Linked DNA regions of Homo sapiens: regions 1, 2, 3, 5, 6 and 7 are each linked to region 4. The links are chromatin loops, found by intact Hi-C in ENCODE. Cell type or tissue: PC-3. All regions are shown on one strand. Region 1 overlaps CCDC192 (coiled-coil domain containing 192). Region 2 overlaps CCDC192 (coiled-coil domain containing 192). Region 3 overlaps SLC12A2-DT (SLC12A2 divergent transcript). Region 4 has its middle 120 kb from the start of SLC12A2. Region 5 overlaps LOC124901058 (a long non-coding RNA gene). Region 6 overlaps CCDC192 (coiled-coil domain containing 192). Region 7 overlaps CCDC192 (coiled-coil domain containing 192).

Region 1 (4,000 bases), 440 kb after region 4:
GACACCCTCCCTGCCCCAGCTTGCCAAGGAAAACAGCTCCCAGTCTGTACAAAATCAGATAATGGACAGAAACAGACAGAAGCTCCAAGAGATGAAGCAGAAAGGAAAGACAAGGTTAAAGAACTAAAATCCCTTTACCAGATGAAGAGATGAGAAAGAGTAGAAGAGAAAACTGGATAGTAGAAAAGCCAGCCAAGTTATGACAAGGGAGCTTGGGTAGCGAGCGGGGCAGTGTGTGTGTGTGAGAAAGAAAGACTTTTGTGGTAGGTTGGAACTCGTTAATTTATGTGGCTGAAGGCATAAAGAGAACTACACAGTTCTGCTATGACCACTGGTAGGAGTGAAAATAAACAGATGTTTTTGAGAACCTACTGTCTTAGTTCATTTGGGCTGCTATAACAAAATACCATAAACTGGCTAGCATATAAACAATGGGAATTTCTTTCTTTCTTCAAATTCTAGAGGCTGAGCAGTCCAAGATCAAGGCACCAACAGATCTGGTGTCTTATGAGGGTCTGCTTCCTGGTTCACAGATGGCAGCTTCTTGCTCTGTCCTCACATGGTGGAAGGGGTGAGGGAGATCCCTTGAGTCTCTTTTATAAGGACACTAGTCCCATTCCTGAGGCAGTGCCCTCAAGAACTTATCATCCACCAAAGATCCCACCACCACATACTATCATATTGTGGATTAGGTTTCAATATATGGTTTTTTTCTTTTTGGCAGGGGGACAGAAACATTCAGCCATAATAACCACAAAGGGACAGAGGGACAGATACCTATCCCATTTAATAACAGCCTCACAACAGCCCTATGTAACTAGCATGTTTACACCCTCCTAGATAAGACAACTGTAGCTGGGGAGACAAAGTGAATTGCCCAAGGCCATAAAGCTAGCAGATAGTGGAGCAGGAACAAAGCCTGGGCTCTCCCTGATCTGATACCTGGAGCTGGGAACCAGAAGCCATTGATAAATGGGAGAGACTCTGGGCTAACACTGCTGCCAAAAGGAATGTTACCTCATAAGCTCTATGTTGGCATGCATCTGGATCCAGACTTCATTGCAAAAGTATGGGTTTTCTTGACACTATCTTTTGTCTCAGCACAAAAGCTGTATGGTCTATTTGCTTGTGTATGGTCATAAACAGCAGTCCACCAGAGTCCCTTTCCTTGTCCTCTTATATTCACTGGTGATAGAAGCCAGCACACATGAAAAAACTATTTTTTATGGGCTTCTCTAGAAATGCTTTTACTTTTCATCTTTCTTTCACATTCCTAACAGCTTTTCTCCCTTTTATTCACCCTTTTTTTTATCTATTACCCAACATCCAGGCATTTAGTTTTCCTCCCACCTGATCTTAACCTATGGGAAATACAATAAAGTATTTTCTTAAGCAAAACTTGGTAATATGTTGAGTGGTTTATCATTATAACCTAGGTTAGAAGTTGGAGCCAAATGACACTTTCTCACTCTACTTTGGCTGAATTGGTGCAGTTATTTCTCAAAGCCTTGACTAACCCAGATTATAAGTCTTAATTGCAAGTTATCCTGATCCCATTATTTCTTTTATTTTGACATTAGTGACTTGGCTGCAGAGAAATAAAGAATAATTGTAAGCTAAAGTGAAGCCCAACAAAGAATTCTGTTGACTGTGTGACCTCATCGGAGGAAGTGGCCACAACCTTCTTATTTGTTGGCTATTTCTAATTTTTTTCTTTGTAACAGTGGACCTTGCTGAAGGAGACCTTAGAAATGCCCAGTTTGCACAAATTTAGGCCCAGGACCAACAGATGATTAATGCAGGTAACAACACTAGGCACCTATACTTTCCATTCTGAGTTAAATCTGTGTTCTCAGAGGCAAAGCTAACAGATAAGGTCTTGAATAACAGTGAGATTAACCCTTTTCTCAAAGGCAGGATCCATTGTTTGATAATATTGCAAGCTTCCACTGCTTCATTCCAGCACAAATCTTGGTTCTTGTCGTGTCTTCCACACTCCCCACCTCATTCTACTTCACCCGGCTAGCCCATAATTTGGGTTACCAGTAAAGGCAAGCTAGCATTCCCAACATCCTTGTGACAAATCCTAAATTAATGACATTTAGAAAAAGCCTTAACGTGTACAGCAGGCAAAAATATTCCTTCAAACACACACACACACACACACATACACACAGATTGAGAGAGAGAGAGAGAGAGAGTGTGTGTGTGTGTGTGTGTGTGTGTGTGTGTAATCCTTGTCTTTAACACTAAAGACAGTCTTACTGCAATCCCTTAGTGGCATGGCCTGGTAAGGAAGACAGTGGCACCCAGTGGACAAATGTTTGATTGTTTGTGACAGGTGTTCTATTCTGAAATATTCTCAAGAACATTCTTAGGAAATATCAGTTTCTCCCCTTTCCCTATCCTCTCATCCATATGTTTTTAATGTTGACTTAAATTTTAAAATAGGGGACAGAGGACTGTTCTTAAAGTTTTTATGTTTTCAAGGAAGAGACTAAACATTGGAGAAAGCAAAAATCTCAGGATTAAATCCTCTGACAACAGTGTTGATTGACCCCTCTCAACAGTAACAATGAAGACAGCCAGATCTCATAAAATGCTCAAGTTAATTAAAAATATAATATTGAAAATGGCTGCAATGTGCTTTTACACATCATACTCTCCCTTTCCTCAAACTATGGCCAACTTCCAATTAAACTCACTTGGTTATGCAAATTTGGCAACTTCAAGAACTATCCTTTAGTACAATTAACATGTACAGATCCTGCAACTTAATGCTATTGTGCAGTTTATCTTGGAGTCATATAAACACCTATTTTCATTCTCCATGTCTTCCAATTTTTCTATTCTCTGTGAGCTACTTGGGTAGAGAAGCTCTGGCTTACATGTCTTTCCCACAAAACACCTAACCAGCACCTTACTTATGGTAGGTACAAAAAAGTTAAGTGAAATCCAGTTTCCATTTTATATATTTAATCTGCTATATTACTGAAAAAATAAATACATCTAATTGTTTGGTGTTATATAAAGAGATCATCCAGCTAAGAATCTTAAATATTAGGAGCTATTTGTGAAACCACCTTTGTAAATTATAACTGAGGAAATTATGACAGTGAGAGAAATAAGACCTAACCAACTCTATCTTGCTTCTAACCCTTAAGCTGTCCTTGTTCATTCCTGGGCATAGGCCGAACTAACTTTGGGAAGGAATTCAGTTCATGGTTTGACTCTGAAACAAAATTGATAACAGCCCTTTCCCGAAAAGACCCTGTTCTTGCCTGGGGTCCAATCTGCCCTTGCAGAACTACCAAATTAGCTGCAAGATTAGAAATTACAATTTAGGGTTCATGCAGCCTGTGGCTGAACCTCCCCAAATTGCTCCTGGGGATAACATCACTATTGTAAAGCTTAAGATCAGTGCTTCAGATATTTTGCAGATCCTGCACTCGATGGATCAGCTGACACCACTCAGATGGTAATCTGCCCCAACCAGTTCTGCCATCGCACCCAGGAACAGAAGACATTAAGAAAACCTAACTTCGAGCTCCTATGATTCCATCTCCAACCTGACCAACCAGCACTCCCCACTTCCCGGGCCCCTCCCCGTCGAATTATCTTTAAAAACTCTGATCCCTGAATGCTTAGGGAGACTGATTTGAGTAATAATAAAATCCCGGTCTCCTGCACAGCCGGCTCTGCGGCTCTGTGATTTACTCTTTCTCCGTTGTAATTCCCCTGTCTTGATAAATCGATTCTGTCTAGGCAGCGGGCAAGGTGAACCCATTGATTGGGTGGTTACATTTGCATTGGATAAAAATATTTCATCAAGAACAAAAATAATGTGTACTTTTTTTTTTTTTCTTTGAGACAGAGTCTGGCTCTGTCGCCCAGGCTGGAGTGCAGTGGCGCAATCTCGGCTCACTGCAAGCTCCGCCTCCCGGGTTCACGCCATTCTCCTGCCTCAGCCTCCCGAGTACCTGGGACTACAGGTGCCACC
Region 2 (4,000 bases), 270 kb after region 4:
GTGAGGACTCTCTTCCTGGCCACCTTTATGCTGCGTCCTCACATGGCAGAAAGAGAGAGACCAAAACCTCTCTCATATCTCTTCTTATAAGGGCACTGGCTGCATCATGAAAGGCCCACTCTCATGAACCCATCCAAGCCTAATTATTTCCCACAGGCCCCATCTCCAAATGCCATCTAGTCGGGGGCTAGGGCTTCAACACAGGAATTTTGATGGAGACATAATTCAGTCCATAGCACAAGAAGAGGACAGTCAGAAAAGGGGTAGAGTAGATGCTGAAAAAAAGAGAGATGGCATGAGGATTCCCATTGTACTGTTCTCATGTATTAAATGAAAATACTAATAGACAACCTAAAGACATACTAAAATTAAAAAAATTCTCATACAAGTATATTTTACTACTAGTCTCTTTACACATATAAAACACAAATATTTTGTTCCATTTCTAAATACATTACAACTAACAAAAGTGTTTAAAACTCTTTAGCAAAGTGGGGGACTTCAAGAGCCTCAAGTCCTATTTGTATTGGAAAGTGCCCAAGGCCACCCCAGTGAGTTTTCTAGAATCTACCACTAACCATCTCACTCCTCTCCCCCCATCTAGTCTCCCTCATCTGTAACAGGAAGTGATGTGTGTCCCCAAAGTCCTGACAGCTCTACATGTCCCACACTTCACACACCTGTGGTCCCTCATAGGCTTCTGCTGGCAGCTCAGTCTTGCCAAGGCGGGTCTCCCGGAAGCCTGGAGGTGCTGTTATCTGACCAGATTTTCTCAGCCTTAACCCCACACCCACAGGATCCAGGAAACCCAGAGATTGCAACAAGAAAGGCTCTTCTATGTGAGACGGAGGAAAAACCTGATTAGCAACAGTGAGGGTATAAACTCATCACTTTCGCCACTACTGAAGGGGTTTTTACAGTCATACATCATTCTTCATCATTTTCCCTCTTTCTTCTATGACTTAAAATAGATGTAAGTCAGGACTGAGAATGATGGTGTACAGTTCTCGCAAAAAGACTATAGGGGATGGCCGGTGGGAATTGGGCAGGGTTAGAAAGATTTAGTGAGAGGAGAGGCAGTCCCAGCATTCTGCCTTCGGCTGACCCAGGCTGTACTCACTTTTCTATGTCAGCCTTGAAAGACCAAAGGCCCAGAAGAAAATATGACCTTGCCTTTGGCCATTTCCAGCTTCCTGTTCTTCATACCCTCAAAACCTTTATGCTCTGAGAAAAGTGACATGTGAAAGTTACATCAAAAATGACTAATAATAACTAAATAGATAACAATAGAGGTGACTGTAGTTGAAGGAGTACCTTAAAAGACTGAGCGTTGACTACATTTTTGGGGTGATCTAGCCTCATCTGCTACCAGTATAGGAATTATTTCTGTAACATCTCTTTGATAATTTTTTTTCTTTTCTTTTCTTTTTTTGAAACGGAGTTTCGCTCTTGTTGCCCAGGCTGGAGTGCGATGGTGCGATCTTGGCTCACCACAACCTCTGCCTCCCGGGTTCAAGCGATTCTCCTGCCTCAGCCTCTTGAGTAGCTGGGATTACAGGCATGAGCCACCACACTCGGATAATTTTGTATTTTTAGTAGAGACGGGATTTCTCCATGTTGACCAGGGTGGTCTCGAACTCCCAACCTCAGGTGATCCACCTGCCTCGGCCTCCCAAAGTGCTGTGATTACAGGTATGAGCCACCGTGCCTGGCCTCTCTTTGATAATTTTCTAAGCAAGTGGCTCTCAGTCACTGGTGTCCCTCCAGCTCTTCAGAGGTTGGCTGCCAATTGTAATCAATGAGTTAAAAATCTGAATTTTGTGATCACTGCAGCTGTACACTGTCACAGAGAGACCTGACAGAGGGAACACTGCCATACATAGACTGGGAAAACAGTGGGGCATCACTTGTTGCTAATCAGAGCAAGAAGGAGTGGTTTCATATTAGGTCAACATACCTAGAATGTGTGAAAACATTGCTTCACGAGTCCAAGATGTTAACACTTTTCTGTAAACAGTGATGCAGGGCTGAAAAGTGACCCAATGAATAGGAGGAAGAGTTCTTTTAGATTTTCTAAATACTTCTTGCTAAAAAGGGATATTCCCCTTTTGATTTCTTTATGGGTGCCACCAAAAAGTATGCATTGAACAGAGAAATGCTGAGAAGCACTGATCTAATTTCTGACCCAACTACCTCTAACAATGGGAAATATACTTGTTGCTAGCCAGATCCCAAGTATCCTCCATAGTCATCTTCTTGTTCATTCATTCATCCAATAATTATGTTTGGGAACCTGCACATAGAGAATAAATAAGATAAAATGTTGGCTCCACAGCTGCAGCTTCACAGTGAAGTAGGGGAGGGGCAGCACTGAGTTAGGCCCTAAAGGGCATTTGGGATTAGCCTAAACAAACACCTCAGCTGGGTACTCACTCATGAAGGTTTACTTTTCCCTCTGCCTTTCAAGCTAATGACTAAGGCTGCCAAGTATTTACTCAACAAGAAAGACCCAACAAGGATCACCGGTGAGGTGATTAAATACCTCATTCCACCAGAGCCACCCAGGATTGCTGTTTGGATTAAAAGACAATGTCAGCTTCCTCCTCTGTACAAATGCCCACTACTCTGACTCACTATGGGGCTGGTTTTGAAAGTTATGTATTATTTGTCTGCAACCACCACAGAGTCCAGGGTCATCTCTTGCCATACTTGGACTTGCACATACTTGGCACAGCTTTAGGACATATTCTTTAGAAATATATCCCTCCCACTTAAATTGACAAACCTAAACAAAACTTTTTAGGTTTTCTATCCTCTAGATTTTTACAGTGAACGTTTGCAAATGGCTATTCTCTGAAATAAATGATTCACTTATTTTTTTTGTATTGTAGTACAAATATTTTTCTTTTTGAAAATCAAATTAGTCCTATGTCTTGAAGTTTCATCTGTCCTCCCCTTTTAATGTTTTTACTTGTAAAGAGACCAATCTATAGTGCCAAGTGACTGACTTCAAAGGTACTTCAATTTCCTTCCACTAAAGCTGTCAACATTTAGGATCCATCTGAAGTAGGCACGTGTTAATTGATTTGGAAAAAACAAGCAGCATTATAAGAATACAATTGGTTGGCAAAGAGGTTTGGTCACTAAAAAGAATTAAAATGTAGTATATAAAATTAGCTAGAAACTTTTGATAATATAATGAAGATCAGTCTTATAATAGTTATATTTTAGAGGAAAAATTCGAGATGTAATGGCACAGTGGAGAGAATATATGTTTTCACCTAGCAACAGGCCCAAACCTGAGAGTTTAAGAAGATCTGTCTGTTTTAGTAAGTGACTTAGAAGGGAACAAATACTTAGTTGAGATCATGATGGAAGGGCTGCAGCCTGAATGACATGGGGTAGTGCTCCTGAGAGCAGTGGATCAGAGAGCCTGTAGAACACCCAGTGAAAAGGAAAACAAGAGGCAAGAGAGACCATGTAGGAAGCAGTTGTTGCCTACTGCTCATCTGGGCCTTGAGAAGTTGTGGTGCCTGCATATCTCAGTCTGCTTAGGATGCCTTAGTTTATAAACAACAGAATTTTATTTCTCATAGTTCTGGAGACTGGGAAGTTGACGATCAAAGTGCCGGCACGTTCATTGTCTAGTAAGGACCCATTCCTCATAGATGGTGCCTCCCAGCTGTGTCCTTATATGGTGGAAAAGCCAATAGGCTCCCTCAAGATTCTTTTATAAAGCATTACTCCCATTCATGAGGGCTCTGCCCTCATGACCTTGTCACCTCCTAAAGACCTTACCTTTTAATAGCAACCCACTGGGGATTGGATGTCAACATACATATTTTGGAGGACCACAAACATTCAGACCCTAGTACTCCACCAGTCTCCAGACCAGAGTGAGGGGCCTGGCTGATGAAGACACTTCTAGGACTTGTTTATGGTTTAGTGAACACGTAGAATGAATGAAAAACACTTGTCTCTAACCACTCGCATCACTCAT
Region 3 (4,000 bases), 250 kb after region 4:
TATTTTCTGTTCGCTCTTCTTTTTCTCTGTTTTCTTTTTTCTGTCTTTCTTTGTGTTATTTGAATATTTTTAAATTCAATTTTGATTCACTATACCATTTTTAAAGTGTATTTCTTTGTATAGCTTTTGTTAAGTGATTACTTTAGGTATTACATTCTATACTCACAACTTATTAAAATCTACTGTTGGCCAAGCATGGTGGCTCATACCTGCAATGCCAGCATTTTTGGAGGCCAAGACAGGTGGATAGCTTGAGCCTGGGAGTTTGAGACCAGCCTAGGCAACATACTGAGACCCTGTCTCCACAATAAATTAAAACAAAACAAAATGCCAGGAGCACTGGTACACACCTGTAGTCCCAGCTACTTGGGAGACTGAGGTGGGAGGATGCCTTGAGCCCAGGAGATCGAGGCTGCAGTGAGCCGTGATTGAGCTACTGCACTCCAGCCCGGATGACAGAGTGATACCCATTCTCAAAGAAAAAAAAAATATCTACCACTGGAGATGAAAAAGTATTGCAAGATTTCAAATTTTTTTTTTTTCTCATTACAACCTTCACCTCCTGGGCCTAAGTGATCCTCCCACCTCAGTCCCCCAAGTAGCTGGGACAATAAGTACACATCTGGCTAATTTTTGTATTTTTTGTTGAGATGGGGTTTTACCATGTTGCCCAGGCTGGTCTCAAACTCCTGGGCTCAAGCGATCTGCCCACCTCGGCCTCCCACAGTGCTGAGATTACAGGTATGAGCCACTGTGCCTGGCCCTCAATGAATTTTTAATGTTAGTTCTCTTAATCATGTATGGATTATTTTCAGGTTGAAAGGTGTATCAGTGCCATTTCATTATCTAACCCACTGTGATTCTATAGAACTCTTTCAAAGAAATGGAAGAGAATGAAGACTCTTATAAAATGCTCTCTGACAGGGAGGACAATTAAGGTGTTTATTTCGTGAAGCCACTATACTCCACCGTAACTTTGGTCACCAGAAGAGAAAGAAGAAGCATCTATGAGCATCTGATTGGTGTAAGACACAGTATGGGTGTGCTTTCCCAAGTTATCTCACTTTAAGGGAAGTTCTAATCAACCTCATTCTGGGGTAATTTTCACCAGACTCATAACAAAACTTCACTGTCTCAGTGCTGGCTGGAAATAATACAAAAATTTTAACTCTCTCTTTTCATTTATCTGGGCGAAGTGCTCAAGAAGTTCAGATCAGTAGTTTCCTGTTCAGTCTTTTGCTATTACAGTTAATCGTGCCTACTTAAGACATCTGGAAAAACTCTAGTCGAATCAAACATATAGGACAACTATTGTAGCAGAAAGAAAAAAGTAACTTGTATCTCAATTTTCCACTTAGTAACGTAACATATCTCATTTCATCCAAGGATTTGCTCTGTAGAGAGCTCACTAAATCAGTAGAATGTTTGTTTGTTTGTTTGTTTGTTGGGACTTATGACTTATAGATTTACCACACATTTCCCTATGGGGAAAAATCACAAATACCCCAACCTATTAAAGGTTATTACTAGTACTGATGAGAACAGATGTTTCTTAGGGTTGATTCCCTGGAAGATATTTTCCATGCATTTGGTTTGTAATGCAACTATTTCATTTTCCAATTTTAATTACTAAAAAGGAAATTTACTTATAGACACAGGCTCTCTTTTAAAAATTTAGTTCCTTTTTCTCAGTAAAGATTGAGTTCTCTAGTTCTTGCTGAAAAAGTAGCAGATGGGAATAAGCTCTCTCAAATTATACATCACTCTAGGGGCCTATTGAATTTCAGTATTGGATGGGGTCTCAGGCAAGCGTCACTATGCTCTGATGCTTGAAACAACTCCCTACATTATAGTTAGCCCTTCCACAGCCTGAGCTCCTGACTCACAGGCACTCTGACATCTTTACGAGATAACTGCTATATTTCACAACTGCAGAGCAAACACCAAGAAGGAAAAAAAATATTCTGTCTTCAGAGTCTCAGTTTATTAAAGTATATAGCAACCAGCAATCTAGAGAACAACCTCACGGAATGGGTCTAAGTTTCTATGGCAAAATAATATGATTGGGTAACTCCCAGAGGATAATCGGATTAATTTAAATTCTTGGCATCTTTGCTACGCTGGAGGTCAGGTAGAGAAGAAAGGAAGCCACGGCTCTTCTCTATCCCTAGACCTTCCTTCAGAAATCTGAATCTGCAGACTGAAGCCCTAGACCTTCATCTGAGTGCCTGAATCTGCAGTCTACTGCAGATGCTAAATCACCTGGCTCTCTGAAGACTATCTGCCCCTACAAAGTAGCATTCATCCTCTCCAGAAGGTCCAGAGCATGGAGAATTAAAAAAAAAAAAAAGTTCCTTCTAATCAATTTCAAATATATTTGTAAGAGAAACTATGGCATAGGAAACCTTCTCCTGATTTCTTTTTACCAGCCATTTCTTGAACCTACTATTTAATAAACTTAAAAGGTATAGTAAACATCTCTGAGGCAATAATAAGAAACTATATTATTCTATGTATAAATTTGGGCTAAATCTAGATATCTGACATGATTGCTAGAGCATATGATATGTACAAGATCAGAATAAGTATTCAGTAACTTTCTTGAGTGAACGAGTGAATATATACTCTGGCTGTTAATCTATTTTTAAAAAATAGAAAATTTTAACAAAAATGACAGTGTGGTGAGAAGATTTATACTTCAGCTTATAGTGGTACTGCTCTGTAAGTCTTTGATTAGTAGAGGATGGTATGGCAGAGAAAGAGACTTTGTTTTAGCTTAAACACTCCCATATGAATCCAGGCTTGGTGGCTCATAGCTGTAATCCCAGTGCTTTGGGGAGGCCAAGGCAAAAGGATTGCTTCAGGCCGGGAGTTCAAGACCAGGCTAGGCAATAAATTGAAACCCCGTCTCTGCAAAAAATTAAAAAATTAGCCAGGTGTGATGGCATGTGCCTGTGGTCCTAGCTACCAGGGAGGCTGAAGTGGGAGGATTGCTTGAGGCCAGAGGTTCAAGGTTGCAGTGAGCTATGCTTGTACCACTGCCCTCCAGCCTGGGTGACAGAGTGAGATCCTGTCTCAAAACAAACAAACAAACAAAAAACAAACAAACAAACAAAAAAGACATACAAAATTTTCATATGAGTTATCAGCAGCTGGATTTCTAGAGTTATGACTTTAATTCATCTTTGGAGATGCCTTCCTTTATATTAGAAAGTCACAAAAATGGTCATTTAATTATGAGAATGCAAATACCTACTTCTTGAGATGGAAGTCACCATATATCTGAGTGCAGATGCACAGATTGAGATACTAAGCAGTCTGTAAAGTAGTGTGTATTGAGAACATTTCCTCCTAAATATAGATTTTTATAGGACTTCTGGTATCCCACAGAGGGTGTCATTTAGGCTTGAATAACCCAGGTTCTAGGACATATAGTTGAAGTCCATGCGATCAGGCCACTGACCTTAAAGGCAAGTTTGAAGATCAAGTGAGAAGAATGTCTATATGTGGGTCTCCTGCCTTCAGAAAATGCTGGTTCTGGTAGTAATCACTTACCTATTTACCTATGCTCGTGATGTGGATAAAATGACATTTTGCTATCAGAATTCCCCACTGCATACGAAACAGATTGAAAAAGAAAGATTTATAAGCTGTCTTGAAGTCATGAGAATGAGGCAGTGGGCCTCATTAGTAACTTCCTTTAGATTTTCTTTTCCTTCTTTATTATACATTTGGAAATATGTATTAATGTTAAATGTAGGATGTAATGCACTCATTTTGAACGTTTATTTTAGACTATAAATCAGAAGTTCACAACCATAGCATACCAAATCAGACCTGGTATACACAATTGAGAGTATTTCAGGAAGGGTTTACACACCTATAAGACCAGGCAGGCAAGACAAATGCCTTAAGCAGCCCTGCATAAAACAATAGGAAATGGTGGAACCTGGAGCAAACTGTAGAGTGAGCCCCTACCCTTCTTAAAAGAATTTACTTT
Region 4 (4,000 bases):
TGTGGAGAGGGAGCAACCTCTGGTTTCTCTTCCTCTTCTATGTACTCTCATCCTGTGGGATCTAGGCCCTATCCTTATTACCTTACTTTAATTACTTCTGTAAAAGCCCCATGTCTAAATATAGTCACATTGGGGATTAGGGCTTCAACAGATGAATACTAGGGGGTGGAGGGGGTATACGAATCTTCAGTCCATAAAAGCCACACTAGCAAATGCAGTCAAAAGCACACTTCCATACCAAAGGGGCTAGAAGCTAAAACTATAAGCACACTTCTCTCCCAAAGGGGCTAGAAGCTGCAGCTGCCTGCTCTTAGCCCAACTTAGAGCAGGATTTTGTTTACGGACCAATCACTTTGACAACCCAGGCCAGAGTCATATAAACACCATCAAAGCCTGAGTGGATCAGCCCCACCCTAGCCAGAGAGAAAGTGCCTCATCCCAAAGGGAAATGTTGAGTCTCATCAAAGAAAAGGGGCAAGATGAGGCCAAACAGTAAATAGCCCACAATGCAAGGTCCACAGTCAAGGAACCTGCATCCCAGGCTTAGATGGGGCAGAGACTGCCTGTGTGTCCAATGGCTAGTCACCAAACTCTATACCCCTGTGCATTAGTCCGTTTTCACGCTGCTATGAAGAAATGGGTAATTTATAAAGAGACTGGATAACTTCTAAAGAAAACAGGTTTTATTGACTCACTGCTCCACATTGATGGGGAGGCCTCAGAAAACTTACAATCATGGCAGAAGGGGAAGCAGGCACATCTTACATGGTGGCAGGAGAGAAAGTGTGAGCGTGTGAGGGAGGCACTGTCAAACACTTACAAAGCCATCAGATCTCGTGAGAACTCACTATCACCAGAACAGCATGGGGGAAACTGCCCCCATGATCCAGTCACCTTCCATCAGGTCACTTTCCTATATATGGGGGGATTATGGGGATTGCAATTCAAGATGAGATTTGAGTGGGGACGCAAAGCCAAACCATATCACCCTGGTACCCCCAGATTACAGCACTGGGAAGATGAGAGGAGAAACATATGTGACAGCACTCAAGAACCAGAACTCAGAACTCAGGGGCTAGAAGGGAACTTTAGGATCCCCACCTCCCTCATTTAACAAATTTTTCAAAACTAGTCTACAGAGGTAGATGTAAGACAACTTGATATGATAATTAAAATTGATTTCACACCACTAGACCTGAAAAAGACAAATTCATGCACATTTGCTAGCTGTCAGAACTTTAAGCAGGTGACTTCATCTCTCTCTTCATTTTATGATTAAATTGCCAATAAAAAAATCATCTCATAGGACTGTTCTCGAGATTACGCAACATACTTTGCAATGCAGAGATCAGAATGCCACACTCCACACTCATGTAACTCAGATGGGCCATGCAGACGTGAGGTTATTGGACTTGAGATATAAGCAGCTTTCTCTGGAGCCTGACGTCTATCTCCAACAGAAGGAGAGAACTGAGCAGGAGATCCTCACCTTACTATGGTTAGAATGTTTGTGTCCCTTCCAAAATTCATGTTGAAAGTGAATCCCCTGTGCAACAGGATTAAACATGCATCCTATAGGAAGGTGATTAGCATCTTATAAAATGGCTAGAGGGGGCAAGTTCATCTCTTCTTGTCCTTTTTGCCTTTCCTCCATGTGAGGATGGGGTTCGAGGTGCCATCTTGGAAGCAGAGATGGGGGCCCTCCCTAGACATTGAACCTGTCTCCGGAACTGTGATAAATACATTTTTGTTCTTTACAAATTACTCTGACTCAGGTACTCTGTTTACAGCAACACAAAGGGACCGAGACGCCTCTCTTGTATGAGGTCTTGTCATGCCAAGTGTATGGGATTTGGAGTCAGCCTGGTCACAGTTTGAACCCTTGTTACACCATTTTGAGACTGCGGACCTCAGAGAATCTGTTTCCTCTTCTGTAAAATGAGGTGACTATTCCTCTTCTGTAAAATGAGGTGACTATTCCTATCTAGCTTGGGGTACAGTAAGATTAAATAATGCATGTCAGATGCCTGGCACCTAGCGGGGATCCAGCTCATCTAGAACCTTCCCCGCTCTTTCCCCTCGCTTGTGTGGCAGGAGTGGTCTTGGGCATCATGAAATCATTCGACCCCAAACTGTCTCCCCGGCAGGAGTTTGTTTTGCTTTCTTGAAATCGGCCATCATTCAATTCCTCTGCCAGAGTCCATGTTAGCCTGAGACCAACTGGAAATTTTTTGCCTCTGAGAAAGGAAACCAGAGAGACTCCTCCGTGAGCTCCGGAGGAAGAGACGCCAGCCTTCTGACTTCTCAAAGCATGTTATTCGCATCACTACCTACTCAGGCCACACGGGGGAGCCGCGGGCCGGGCAAAGGCGAGTCCGCGCGCCCGCCCAGCGCACACCTGCCCGGCGGTGGCGGATGCCGGCTGCGGGCTCCCAGCGTGGGCCAAGAGTCCTCACTCGGCGAGTTACACTGAAATCAAAATGAAGCAGAAAGATGTGGCTTTAAAAAGAGAAAAACATTTTCAAGTCACGTGCTTTTTTCTTCGCTTCCCTCTTATCGTGAAATCTGAGAAATGTCAAACAAGAAAGGAATGAAGTAAATCAGGATTACAGTTTAATTCGAAGGCAGGTGGTGGGGGGTGAAGGGGAGGGAAGGAGGGAGGGAGGAAGGAAGCAGGAAGGAAGGATGGACGGATGAATGGGTCTATCCTAGGATCCTTCTGTTGGTGTGAAGTTGGGAGTGACTCGGGTTAAGCAGAAATGGGATTATGCGAACCCTCAGTCACGTGTCTGGGAAAAGGATCTCTTGAAAGACTGGAGGTTTTAACAAATAAGGATTTGCCCGCATTCGTGTACTTTTCGGCACTATTTTCTCAAAACAGCAGACACCTGTGGGACTGAATTGTTCACTAATCCTCAAAGAATAAAAGCAACCTAGAAGCATTTAAAGGGCAGTTAAGATAACAGCCTGAACTTGGACAAGCAGGTGGCCAGTTCCTTAAGCAAATACTTAGACACCTAACTAAACACTACCTCTCTTTTTTTCCTTGACTTAAGCATTTCAAACCAAGCCCCCACCACCTTCCTGAGCCAGGGTCCGCAGGAGCTCCAGGGCCACTACACATGGTGTTGCCCTGCCCTAGATAATCAGTAAGTATTCACTGAATCAATAAGCACTTTAATAAATGATCCTCTCTTCAAATCATCATTAACCTTAATCCTTAGCATGAAGGAAATAATGAAATAATGGTTATTATAAGTTAGGTCTCAAGAATTCAAGCATACATGAAACATGCCATGCAAATCATATTAGTGTGTAGTTGTTACAACTAGAACACTCAACCAAGTCACACGTTCCAAAAAGCTCCAATCCTAATAATGCTCCATGCCTATAACCCCTTTGAGCTATTCCCCTGTCACCAGCAGCCTTCCCCCTTTATAGATTTAATCTTTTCATTCATCCCTTCATGAAGTAAATCCTGTATTGAAAACTCCAAGCTGCTCACAAATAAGATAAGCCACTAGAGGTATGAAAGTGATTGTCAGTTACTCAATCTAATGGGGAAATCAAATAAATGACAGTGGGATCGTCCAACAGATCAGGTGGAAGGGCTACAGGAGGAGTGTGGTGATGGGATGTCACAGGAGTTTTACAGAGAAGGTGACTTTTGAGCTGTGTCATCAGGAAACAGTAAGACTTTGCTAGTTGGAAAAAGTCACAAGTAATAACTGCAGTTTCCCAATTCATAATGTTTAAAAAGCATGGGTTTTTGAGTCACACAGTCCTTAGACACTTGACAAGATAAGGCATTAATAGCAGAGGTTCATTTGGCTTTTTCACAGTGATAAATTCATTTATTTTTAAAATATTTTGGCACTCCCCTTTAGTTCTACAAATGTACTGATACTATACTACAGTTATCAGTGAAGCAACAGCATGTAGGAGTGGGATCCATGGGTTCACCTAATACCTTAAATATCTGCCATAATCTCTTGGTAGT
Region 5 (4,000 bases), 640 kb after region 4:
AGGCTTTTTTTCCTATTCTAGAAGGAAGCAGCAGATCTGGGGACACTGTGTGGCAGGGAAGAGTTGTCACCAAAGGGTGGTGACAATGCTGAGGGGAGGGGAGGATGGTGGTACACTTGGGTAGGTGATTTAACCTCTCCCAGCCTCAGGCTTCTCATCTACAAAGTGGGTATGGTGATGCCTCCCTTGTGGTGTTGCATCAGAGATAATGATGGTGCTTGGTACAGGGTATGTGCATAGTCAGCAGTGACTGATATTTGCCATCCTGTTACCTCTTATAGTAAGCAGCATAGCCTTGGGAAAATTTTTAAATCTAGAATAGCCCTCATTTCTTCCTCTATAGGACAGAAATAAGGGTTCTACTTCATCAGATTGTTGAGATTATGGGGCCAGGCATGTAGTGGCTTTTCAATATGTGATGCTGAATTGTTTTCCTCCAGCCAGCCCCACCTCACACGGGGAGTGCCCCTCCGACTCACTTGCCTCAGTTCTGGAGAAGACGCACAGATTCCAAGAGCAATTGGAATTTATACTTCTTCATCCTCCTTTGACGTTCTATTTGGGCCGATTCCTTTCGTCTAGGGTCAGGAAGCTCATCCATCAGGACTCACACAGTTTGTAAGGAGACGTTGGGTTCATTTCCATTTTTAGGGTGTACATTGCAAAGCCCACTATGACTGAAGATCTTACTGGACACCACATAGCAACTGCTGCCGCACAGTCAGGAATGTGCCTTTTTCCCAAGGCCAAAACGTTGTGACCTCTCATCATGCACAAATTATAGCTGACCTGATATTGGGTATGTCTGAGGTGTACAGAGTCTCTAATTCTATTCAGAACATAGCACCTGTCAGCAATCAACAGAATCAAATGGTCCTGGGGTGAATGTTCACTTCCTCCTTTTTTTTTCCTTTGCCAAAACATAACTATGGGTTGAGGGGACGCATCACAGATGAGAAACAATGAGCCTGGTCTTCCCAGTGTAAACCCAAGCAAGGGCTGGCACAGTGGGTCAGTCCCCCGAGGCAAAGCCAGTAGAAACCAGACTGTTGACAACTGCCTTACAACACTTTGTGCAATCCCATGAAGAGAAGAGTAACATAAACTAAATGCCTGGACAGTTTTTCTTTGTAAAATTTCAACAGGAAAACTCAACTTGTAGGTTTTCTAGAGACATACCTATACTCTATATTGAATGGTATATTTTAGCTTACAGGGGAGGCTTCCGGTTGATAACAACCATTTTCATTTGTTGCAGGATCTGAAATACAACCATGTGAAAAAATTCCTATAAGGTTTTACATATTACCCAGCACAGAGCAAGAGCCAGATAAATGGTAGCAAAATTGCCATCATGTAATCTTGTGAAAAACATTGATTCTTCATATCTGCAACTTTAATTAGAGTTTTGAATTAAGTGAAAATTCTGAAAGCACTAGAAAGTCAAATTTAGAATGCTCCTTTCAGCAGCAGAAATGGGGTAAATAAGAACAGGGACACTAGGGGAACCACCTTATTACAAGCCATTTCAATTTGACATTTTGCTGTATTTGAAGAATGTTTGTGGGCATTGACACCTACACATTAGATATTTGATGTGCAACTGGTGCCCTCTAGTGACAGGGTGAACAGTCTTCAGTCACTAAAGCTAAAGAAATCCAATCTTCCTAACTTAACCAACCCCAGATTTACGAGAAGGGAAGAGAAAGGGGAGAAGGTAGGAGGCCAGAAGGTGTCTGTCTCACTGTAATTCAGAAGGCAAATCTAAGCAGGCATCCTTTGGTCTCTAAGATAAGGGTTCTCAAATGCTTTTGAAGTTTCACTTTTCTTTTGGAGAAAGGACACTTTCTACCTTGTATCTCTCAGAACTTCCCTAGAATGGGAGCTGAGTTTTTAAAGGCCACCTCAGGTAATACAGCTATACTCCAAAATTCACACAATTCCTCTGCCCTCTGGAAAACCATGGAATAATGAGGCAGTGGATTTTGGTTCCATGGGGAATCCTGGAACCCATCTCCCACAAATACTAAGGGATGACTGTAAACATATGTATACAGTGTGGCAGATACAATATGATAGATTCCTGCAGGAACCATGGAAACACAATCCAGTTCATTTCTCTGATCTCACATTGAATGTATCTCTCCTTTCCACCATGATTTCATGCACATTTTCACTGGCATATGGCATAAACTGATTTTTTTTAACTAATGGAAGCCTATTCAGGGATCAATTATTACCTCATGGAAATATTTGTCAACCATTCCTTACTTTCCTACTTAGAAGCAGGGGGAAAGTGTGTTTTTAACTACTAGGTAATTTAATCATTTTTTCCCCTCTCACCTCCTATATATCTACTGGGGCCAAGTCAGCTGAAAAAATAAAATCATATAAGCAAACTGCCACTTCATCATCTTGTCTCAGAAACTCCTGCTGGCAGCATACATTTTATATACCCCAAATGGGGTGTTCTGAAACAGACAGGCGAATTCCAGCTTCCCCTAATTTACTGCCCTCCTTTCCATAGCATCAGATTCATAAAACATTGCCTGGGTGGCTGGCTGGCTGTCTCACTGTCTTGAGGCTGAAGCAAGGCACAGGGGACCAGGAAGGAGACATTAGTTGCCAAGTCTCTGCTGACAAGAATACTTGCCTCCGCCCTTTTAGAGCATTTAACATAAGCAAAAGAAACAGGGGAAAAAGACTTGGCTTGCCAGCAAACCATTACACAAATCTAAAGATGTGGTATTAAGTTTTGTTCCTGTAAGTGTTCTTTCCATGACTAGCCCTATTAATTGGTGCTTCAGCTTCAAAACTATTTCAGTTTTTATGTCACAGAAGAGACTTGAGAATCCAATTAGCTACGTTTATTAGAAACACTTGAACATTTTTCTACACATTGTTTTCATGTTAAATAACATAGTGATAAGGGGAAAAGTTAGAGGAAGTTTGAAGCGATTGCATTAGGCTTTAATTTTCCACCAAGTGTTTGCATGTATCCTGGACAAACCAACTCTGCAAATGCAAAAGGAAACTGGTTTTTTCACTCTTTGGGAGAAAGCACAAATGAAACAGCCCAATTATAGGGAAATAACAAAGAACGGTGGGTAACCTACTTGACAGACAACTTAATTTAACTCTATTTTCAATATCTAGAATACACATTAAGTAGCCTCCCATTCAATCCCAGCCCTTGAGGCCATGCCACCTACAACCATCAAAATGCTCATATGTTAAAGCTCCCTGGGGACTTAACGGGTATTAATAGGTTTATACAGTCTGTTATTTTCCTAAGGTCACAACTGGGAGCCCAAAGTGAATCCCAACCCCCTGTCCTATCTTCTTTGGTCAGGGTTTTAAGAATTGGGCAATTTTACCTAAAAACCCAGATATCTGAATTCTCTGGGGAAAAATCAAGTGATCTGGCCATACCCAAGTCCTCCATCCCACATGGCAACAGTTGGCTGAAACGGAGCATGCCTGTCCCCTGTAGATGGGATATGCCTATTTAGAGAAGTCCGTGTCTTCCTGCTCACTCACTTCTATTGCTTGCCTGACCCCTACAGGCCTTTGACTTTTCCACGGTGGTTTACAAAGGGCTTCTATGTATGGTGGTAATTAGTTTCTAATGGTTATAAGATAAATAGCAAGTTCAGTCTGCTCTGCTACAGCTCATGTTTCTGTAACAATTAGCTTAAATAAAATTGGTAAATGAGTGAATGTTGTTTGTATAACCTAGAAGTCTTTTTGGTTCGTGTAACTAAGTAGCAGCACCTAAATGCAAAATCACAAACACTCAATGGCCATCAGCCCATGTTCTTCTTTCTGGCTTATATGAGCCTCCAGTTTTGTCTGGAAGTGCTCATTGCACAGTTCTCCCTGATCCTTCTGTATTTTGCTCTTTCTGCATAGCTCAGCATGCTCAGTCCTTTGTCACTGCCTTCCCTGTCCATCAGTCTACCTTCACCTTTTTTTGTTCATTAAGGCAAAGGCCTCTTAT
Region 6 (4,000 bases), 330 kb after region 4:
GGGGGTGGGCCAGCCCTCATTGTCCTGTGATTAAATAGGGGTCATTGTGTATTAAAGTTACTGGACATCTTTTCACACTTTATTCTGAAGTGAATTCAGAGGCCAAGGTGACCAGATTTCTGAGAATGCCAGTTAATATTATTCTGGGACAACAATGGCCTTGACAACCTCCCGGACTATTGAATGTGGGTGAGGCTGCAAGGGGCCTGTGGAAGAGCAAGAATGTGCAAATATTTGATTTAGGATCTTAGTGCTAGATGTCAGTCGACTGACTTAGTTTCCCCACCAAATAAGAGAAGCAACATGTAGCTCCAAAAGAAAATCACTGTTTTGATCCATAATGGATCTTACAATGACTGGCTTTATTTAAATTTTAAATTTGCATCTGTTCATAAATACCCATGTTTTTCTATACAGGTAGTTTAAAAAAAAAATCCACAAAAATAAAGAGAATAATGGGCAAAAAAAGGGTAAGATTTAATGTTTTCTTCCCTATCCCAAGCCATTAGAGTTCTAGTCCCTCAGTATTATTTAAATTTTGCCCTATCAAAATATCCAAGAAACAAAATTGTCATTATACAGTAAATAATATTGAAAAAAATGAAACTAATAAGAATTAGAGACCTTGCGATTATATATATATATTTTTGCACCGGGTTTAAAACGCAATTGAAAAGTTGAAAGCTTCTCGTAAGCGAGCTGGGGAACTTTCTCCAATGTGCTCTACAATCATTGTCAGTTTCTTCTAATGAAACCAGTGGAAAATCTGGCTAATGCCTCAGAATAAGGACTTTTAAATGGATAATATTCTGTGACGGATTTTATTCTTTTAGGTTTCATGGTGGTAAAAGCAAATTTACAAACTGCCTTTATGTTGTTTCATTGAAAGAAAAAACTGTTTCAAGTTCACAATGTTACATGGCATTTGAATCCTGGGAAAGCACTATACGAAATTGAAAATGAATATCAAATTCACATGAAAAGCTTTACCATGTAGTCAGGTGCTGGGAGTGTCTCCCTTTCTGAAACTACCACATCGCCTGCTTCCTCCTCCTCCATTTGATTCTGCATTGCTCCTCTTTTTCCACAATTACTCATGAGTAATAAAGAAAGCCAGAGTAAGAACGATGGCATGTTCCTGGCTTTGCAAGAGTGGCACACATCAAAGGAAGACATTTTTCCCAGGAACCACAGCTTTGCAAGAGATTCACCAGGCAGGAGTGAAGTTTGATATTACTGTGACATAGCAGAGGGAATGCCCTGAGTCTCCCAAAGCTGGGAAAGGCACACTAGGGTATGGTCAGCGGCTGCTCTAGAGGGTGACTCTCCAAGTGTTGCTTGTGCAGTGGCAAGGTAACACACATCTCTAAGCCTCTGCTTATTCTTAGGGAATTCTTAAATGTACTTACCTTAGAGGTTATTCTTAGAATTAAATAGACATGGAATGCTTAGCAAAATACCTGGCCCATAGCACTGTATTAATTGTTAACTAGTATTCTTGCTAAAATTACAGTCTGAGATTTGGAGTTTTTTTGTTTGTTGTTTGCTTGTTTGTTGCCTAATGGTGTGTTTATAATTTGTTAGCTGGAGAAGTCTTTTTTTAAAAAGTCAGAACCAATGTGGCTATTAACAATTTTCTGAACTACCCACATTTCATCTCCAGCCAGCCTTCTCTGCTTGTTTCTGGTTCATTTGCCTATTGGTAAAAAAAAAAAAAAAAAAAAAATTCTGTTCTCTTCCCTGTGCCCTAGTCTGTCAGCCTGTGCTTTCAGACAGCTCTGTCTCACTCCAGAGCTCAGTCCCTGCAGGCACCTGCCTTCCTTCTTACGCCCTGCCCTCCCCCTGCTACCACCCAGCTTGTGCAGTGACACTTCTCAGATCTATTTCAGTCTAGCTCTTCAGCCTCACAGACTTTCCCTTAACGAGCAAACCGCTTATTCATTCCCTGCCCCTCTCAAGGTGAAAGTGAATCCAGCCTGGAGTTAGTAGTTCATGTGCTGTCTCTACTGGTGCCACACAGAGGTCAGACCAGGCCTGTAGCCTCGTTTTTTTTGCTTCGTTGCCAATACAACTACATACATCACCCAGCTGACGGGCCAGTGTGGATCTGTCACGTGGTAATACTGACCTCTAGGGGCTGGCTTTCCTTCATATAGAGTCTTTATCTTCTCATTGAGTTCCAGAACTGTGATGGCATTAGCTGTTGCCAAATCAGTCTGTAGTTTTTTCACTTTCTTTTCATGCTTTAGTTTCTTAAAAAAAAAAAAAATAAGAGTTTCCATCACTAGGGACAGACGCATCAAAGAAATAAAAGGAATGAATGATGTCTGAACAAACACTGCCTTTGAAGCCTGCTTAGATGAAACACTCCCTGTTTATCTAGATTGAGTCCTGTTTGAGGTTTGTGAAACAGTGTATGTGCTCCTGTCAGAGTGTTTGAACCCTCAACAAAAAAAAGCCCACTCTCTTCATCATAGTATCTTTTACACTGTTGAAGAGTTTTTACCTGGGTCAGAACCCTGTTGCTTATAATAGAGGCAGTTAGAAGAACTCTACTTGCCAGTTGGCATTTGCCACCGAGGTACTAATGCCTACTAGTATCAGATTTTTTTTCCCATCTGTAAGTAGACTCATATGAAATAGAGCCTTGATTCTAAGTCATTTCCCCCTCAACACCATAATGGTTTGCTTTCAAATACACTCTAAAGTGTGATACGACCACCAAACGCTGGTGTTTTCTGATATTTAGTATGGGATCCATACAGGGAAAGTGTCAAGGGTAAGAAAGCGTCAAGCATAAGAATGGTTTTTAAGCAGTAATGAACAGGAATGCCTTACTCTAAAATAATTTGATTTATGAGATCGAAATCTTTGGGAGAACTGCATTAGGAACTTGTTACATAATCAAAGGATTCACCTCGAGACTTCATGACTCGAAAGTTCCTTTTAGGGTTTCAGAGTAGATTTGATTCATTAAAATTGGATTTATCTGCAACTTTGGAGAAGCTGTCTGTTGTGAAAGGTGTTGCATTTGCGCTTTCGTGTTGCTTTTGTATAGCTACCTTTCCACTGAAGAGCTCACCTTGCCAAGTCTTTGTGGGCTGGTAATTAGGAAGCCGGGAAAATAATCTACTAACATTTCTTATCAGACATAAATCTTGAGATAGGGAAGGGATGGTTTTTGCTCACTAGGTAAGATCATATTCTTCCCTGGCCTCTGAAGGCACTATACTCAGGCAGTAGGGAACCACTCTCCTCTTTGAGAGTAACACCAGTAAAATCAATTTATCAAAAATGGTCTTAAATAGAAACAGGCCTCTCATTTCAAAGACCCCTCATTTCACTTTTTGCTTTGTTGCCAGTACAACTACATACATCATCTGGATGATTTATGAGATCTAAACCTTTGGGAGGTCACCCAGATCAGGTTATCTTCTAGACCCCAAACAGGAAGATCAGCACTTCACTAAAGCTTAGTTAATGGCATGAACATGGCTAAAAGAAATGTGTTACTCGAAGGAGAATGGTAGTCATGGAACTTCTTTAAGGGGAGTTAGAGGGTAGAATTAGGCAGGGTTCAGCCAGCACAATCCAGGTGAGAGGTACCGTGAGCCACAACACAGAGGCCTGGTTTTCATGGCAGTACTTGTAAAGAGGTGGCACTAATTATTAGAATGCATCCTCTGGGTGTCAGACACGATGCTGGCCAGCTGTTGAAACATGAAGGCTGATAGTCTCTGCCTCCAAGTCATGAAGACCTTCTAATGAATTCCCTTCTTCTGAGCCTCCATTCACTGAAAGCCTTCATAATTTGGCCTGTCATGTAGATTAATTCAGGAGAGACCAAGCTGACCAAGAAATATGTCTGGGTATTTGACAGCTGGACAGCTGTGTTTTTCAATTATTAAGTTGGCATTTTAATATATACCTCTGTCTCTGGTGAGTTGGTTTGGATCAACTTGTTCATGAGGATCTCATCTATCCCAGGCCTGTGGTGACA
Region 7 (4,000 bases), 450 kb after region 4:
GGAAATAAAGGATATTCAATTAGGAAAAGAGGAAGTAAGTCAAATTGTCCCTGTTTGCAGATGACATGATTGTATATCTAGAGAACCCCATTGTCTCAGCCCAAAATCTCCTTAAGCTGATAAGCAACTTCAGCAAAGTCTCAGGATACAAAATCAATGTGCAAAAATCACAGGCATTCCTATACACCAACAACAGACAAACAGAGAGCCAAATCATGAGTGAACTCCCATTCACAATTGCTTCAAAGAGAATAAAATACCTAGGAATCCAACTTACAAGGGATGTGAAGGACCTCTTCAAGGAGAACTACAAACCACTGCTCAAGGAAATAAAAGAGGATACAAACAAATGGAAGAACATTCCATGCTCATGGGTAGGAAGAATCAATATTGTGAAAATGGCCATACTGCCCAAGGTAATTTACAGATTCAATGCCATCCCCATCAACCTACCAATGCCTTTCTTCACAGAATTGGAAAAAACTACTTTAAAGTTCATATGGAACCAAAAAAGAGCCCAAATCGCCAAGTCAATCCTAAGCCAAAAGAACAAAGCTGGAGGCATCACACTACCTGACTTCAAACTATACTACAAGGCTACAGTAACCAAAACAGCATGGTACTGGTACCAAAACAGAGATATAGATCAATGGAACAGAACAGAGCCCTCAGAAATAACGCCGCATATCTACAACTATCTGATCTTTGACAAACCTGAGAAAAACAAGCAATGGGGAAAGGATTCCCTATTTAATAAATGGTGCTGGGAAAACTGGCTAGCCATATGTAGAAAGCTGAAACTGGATCCCTTCCTTACACCTTATACAAAAATCAATTCAAGATGGATTAAAGACTTAAACGTTAGACCTAAAACCATAAAAACCCTAGAAGAAAACCTAGGCATTACCATTCAGGACATAGGCATGGGCAAGGACTTCATGTCTAAAACACCAAAAGCAATGGCAACAAAAGACAAAATTGACAAATGGGATCTAATTAAACTAAAGAGCTTCTGCACAGCAAAAGAAACTACCATCAGAGTGAACAGGCAACCTACAGAATGGGAGAAAATTTTTGCAACCTACTCATCTGACAAAGGGCTAATATCCAGAATCTACAATGAACTCAAACAAATTTACAAGAAAAAAACAAACAACTCCATCAAAAAGTGGGCAAAGGACATGAACAGACACTTCTCAAAAGAAGACATTTATGCAGCCAAAAAACACATGAAAAAATGCTCACCATCACTGGCCATCAGAGAAATGCAAATCAAAACCACAATGAGATACCATCTCACACCAGTTAGAATGGCAATCATTAAAAAGTCAGGAAACAACAGGTGCTGGAGAGGATGTGGAGAAATAGGAACACTTTTACACTGTTGGTGGGACTGTAAACTAGTTCAACCATTGTGGAAGTCAGTGTGGTGATTCCCCAGGGATCTAGAACTGGAAATACCATTTGACCCAGCCATCCCATTACTGGGTATATACCCAAAGGACTATAAATCATGCTGCTATAAAGACACATGCACACGTATGTTTATTGCGGCATTATTCACAATAGCAAAGACTTGGAACCAACCCAAATGCCCAACAATGACAGACTGGATTAAGAAAATGTGGCACATATACACCATGGAATACTATGCAGCCATAAAAAATGATGAGTTCATGTCCTTTGTAGGGACATGGATGAAATTGGAAACCATCATTCTCAGTAAACTATCACAAGGACAAAAAACCAAACACCGCATATTCTCACTCATAGGTGGGAATTGAACAATGAGATCACATGGACACAGGAAGGGGAACATCACACTCTGGGGACTGTTGCGGGGTGGGGAGAGGGGGGAGGGATAGCATTGGGAGATATACCTAATGCTAGATGACGAGTTAGTGGGTGCAGCACACCAGCATGGCACATGTATACGTATGTAACTAACCTGCACAATGTGCACATGTACCCTAAAACTTAAAGTATAACAATAAAAAAATAAATAAATAAAAAAGAAACAAGAAATAAAAAAAAAAAAGAATGAACTGCATTCCTACATACCTTAAAGGTCTAACTTCTGCTTTATTTTTTTCCCTATGGCTTATGAGACCACTGATTTTACATGTGTGCATTTCCTGATGATACAATAGAGCCATCTGGTGGTAAATGAAACCAGGCATAAAAATACAGCATTCATTCAGTTTTTGTAATTGTTCATACTATACATTGAACCTTGAGTCTCTGCCACTGGCCTCTGATATAAACAGAATTCTATGGGAGGAGGGGCAAAAAAATATTGCTACGTCACCAACAGCCTGGCTCCACAGTCAAGTTCTGCCACTACAGGTGCATACTCACCCTCAAAAGTTTGCCATTAGGGGAGGAATATCTTAGGCTGGAATGGTGATACTAGGAAGTGAACCAATTGTCCTCGGATCCCTGATGGTTCCAGTAATTTCAAAAATGGGTTCAAAAATTCTCAAAAAAAAAAAAAAGGCTTTAAACAAAATTCTTGTGTATTTACACTTAGAGATGAATACATGTTGTAAGACATTATATGCAGAAATGGGGAATTGTCATGAGGCCAAACTATTTTTAAAAGATTGAGAATCTCTGATCTAGACTGCTATTTCCAGGGAAAATTTTCTTGTTGAATGTTTGATCTCAAGAAGAAGTTTTTAAAATTTGTATGAGTAGACTCAGCAAGATTGTCTAATCCATATCTCCAGGCCTTCTCCAAACACCCAAAATTTCCCTGGCTAAGAAGAACAAACATTTCCATAAGACAAAAGCAATATAAGTCAAAGCCAAATGAAACAGGCATAAACGAGGACTGTTATTAAATAACATAGGACTTTTCATACAGACAAATTTAGGAAATTGTCATCTGTTTTAGGACAGAGAAAGACCTGAGCAAACTGTGGAGAATGCAAAGTCAGTCTTTTACACCTTCACTCCAGCTGCAGTGAGCACACCCTGCTCTCTGACCTGCCTTTCAGCTTCTCCCACTCCCTTACGGGAAAGAGCTTATACAAAAGCAAGCACTTTTTAAATAGGAGGTAACCCCATTAACAGAAAAAAGGCAAACAAAAATGAAGTCAAGAACAATTTCAAAAATAAGTAAACACATAAAGATAGAGGTCTGGGAGGTGGATATGTGGTTTCAAAGACTAAAAAAGTTAGATGTGTTCAGTTGTTGTCCCAGTTTTGCAAGGTGCAATGGCAGAAGGGCAGAAAGATAGGACTTCCATAATTAATTTTATTTTACTTCCAGGTACGTGTGGACACATGCAATTTGTATTAATAATGAAAATGAATACTTTCAGTGGTTAAAGTAGTTGCAAGTGAATAATACTAATCAACAGTCTGTTATATGACATCAAAATGATGAAAATATAGGCAATATATAGGTGTTTGGGAATTGAACCTGTGTATGGATTTCCAAATGGTAAATTCCAACAATTTAATAAAAATTCTCTTTGTTAATTTCTACTTTTTGTCTTAAAATTGTCTACCTAAATATAAAGTTATTATCTAAATACAGATACCTAATGTAGCCAAGATGATCAATCTAAAATGATACTAAATAACACTAAAAATTCAATAAACTCTTTGATTACAGTAAAGACACCTGACTATTATTATGCATGGATGTTGAGGTTGATAGTTTACTAACTGAACAAATCTTATATGACATTGTAAGAGTAGACTTCATTTTGGTTGCAAAGGTTTCTCATTGGATAATTTAAAAGAAAATTTGCATATTATTTTCTAATTTTATATTTCTTGATTTCTTAATCTATTCCAGTACCTTCTCATTATCCTCTACCTTGCTGTTAAGCCTTTATTTCTCTGTCCTAAAATGACAGCTGTACAAACTCTTTGACCCTTAAGGATTGGCTCAAGGTTTCTGACTGATCCAACTTCATGTGCGGTATCTAGAAAGATTCCTGTCTGCAGAAGACAGATGGGACTTTGCTGAACAGTAAGTAGGAGCCTG

The links. Peaks named below come from ENCODE experiments on the same cell type or tissue, not always from the same donor. Only the 100,000 strongest peaks of a DNase experiment are listed, where the experiment ranks them.
Region 1: a loop joins it to region 4, with 11 times the contacts of the local background. A loop is called at or near these places in 86 of 110 quality-filtered maps.
Region 2: it touches region 4 in a loop (7-fold over the local background); 2 of 110 quality-filtered maps call a loop at or near these places.
Region 3: it touches region 4 in a loop (7-fold over the local background); 3 of 110 quality-filtered maps call a loop at or near these places.
Region 5: a loop joins it to region 4, with 8 times the contacts of the local background. A loop is called at or near these places in 97 of 110 quality-filtered maps.
Region 6: it touches region 4 in a loop (9-fold over the local background); 58 of 110 quality-filtered maps call a loop at or near these places.
Region 7: it touches region 4 in a loop (9-fold over the local background); 79 of 110 quality-filtered maps call a loop at or near these places.

What each region holds. Positions count from the first base shown.
Region 1 is chr5:127,756,000-127,759,999 of GRCh38, reverse strand. The region is part of intron 3 of CCDC192 (coiled-coil domain containing 192); the gene reads right to left. Among named protein-coding and RNA genes, the nearest start is that of CCDC192, 55 kb to the right of the region's middle. In PC-3, CTCF peaks have their summits at 2,091 and 2,304 (motif pointing left); a DNase peak (open chromatin) is centred at 2,289.
Region 2 is chr5:127,933,537-127,937,536 of GRCh38, reverse strand. All of the region lies in intron 6 of CCDC192 (coiled-coil domain containing 192), which reads right to left. It overlaps LOC124901059 (a long non-coding RNA gene), which reads right to left. Exons shown (of 3, transcript XR_007058925.1): 3 at 2,223-2,293. Among named protein-coding and RNA genes, the nearest start is that of SLC12A2-DT, 150 kb to the left of the region's middle. RefSeq lists an enhancer at 2,149-2,802. In PC-3, a CTCF peak has its summit at 2,336; DNase peaks (open chromatin) are centred at 846 and 2,536; H3K27ac peaks cover 3,359 bases.
Region 3 is chr5:127,949,074-127,953,073 of GRCh38, reverse strand. The region is part of intron 3 of SLC12A2-DT (SLC12A2 divergent transcript); the gene reads left to right. Among named protein-coding and RNA genes, the nearest start is that of SLC12A2-DT, 130 kb to the left of the region's middle. In PC-3, no CTCF peak of the experiment used is centred here; a DNase peak (open chromatin) is centred at 1,883; H3K27ac peaks cover 1,083 bases.
Region 4 is chr5:128,199,870-128,203,869 of GRCh38, reverse strand. No RefSeq gene overlaps it. Among named protein-coding and RNA genes, the nearest start is that of SLC12A2, 120 kb to the right of the region's middle. RefSeq lists a silencer at 2,261-2,440. In PC-3, a CTCF peak has its summit at 2,357 (motif pointing right); a DNase peak (open chromatin) is centred at 2,409; H3K4me3 peaks cover 956 bases; H3K27ac peaks cover 989 bases.
Region 5 is chr5:127,561,980-127,565,979 of GRCh38, reverse strand. It overlaps LOC124901058 (a long non-coding RNA gene), which reads left to right. Exons shown (of 2, transcript XR_007058924.1): 2 at 441-4,000. Among named protein-coding and RNA genes, the nearest start is that of PRRC1, 46 kb to the right of the region's middle. In PC-3, CTCF peaks have their summits at 1,617 (motif pointing left) and 3,580 (motif pointing left); a DNase peak (open chromatin) is centred at 1,619.
Region 6 is chr5:127,873,790-127,877,789 of GRCh38, reverse strand. CCDC192 (coiled-coil domain containing 192) reads right to left here. Exons shown (of 7, transcript NM_001317938.2): 6 at 2,129-2,252. Among named protein-coding and RNA genes, the nearest start is that of CCDC192, 170 kb to the right of the region's middle. RefSeq lists enhancers at 1,754-1,833, 1,844-1,893. In PC-3, a CTCF peak has its summit at 2,120 (motif pointing left); DNase peaks (open chromatin) are centred at 1,149 and 2,089; H3K27ac peaks cover 681 bases.
Region 7 is chr5:127,745,108-127,749,107 of GRCh38, reverse strand. The region is part of intron 2 of CCDC192 (coiled-coil domain containing 192); the gene reads right to left. Among named protein-coding and RNA genes, the nearest start is that of CCDC192, 44 kb to the right of the region's middle. In PC-3, a CTCF peak has its summit at 2,180 (motif pointing left); a DNase peak (open chromatin) is centred at 2,187; H3K27me3 peaks cover 51 bases.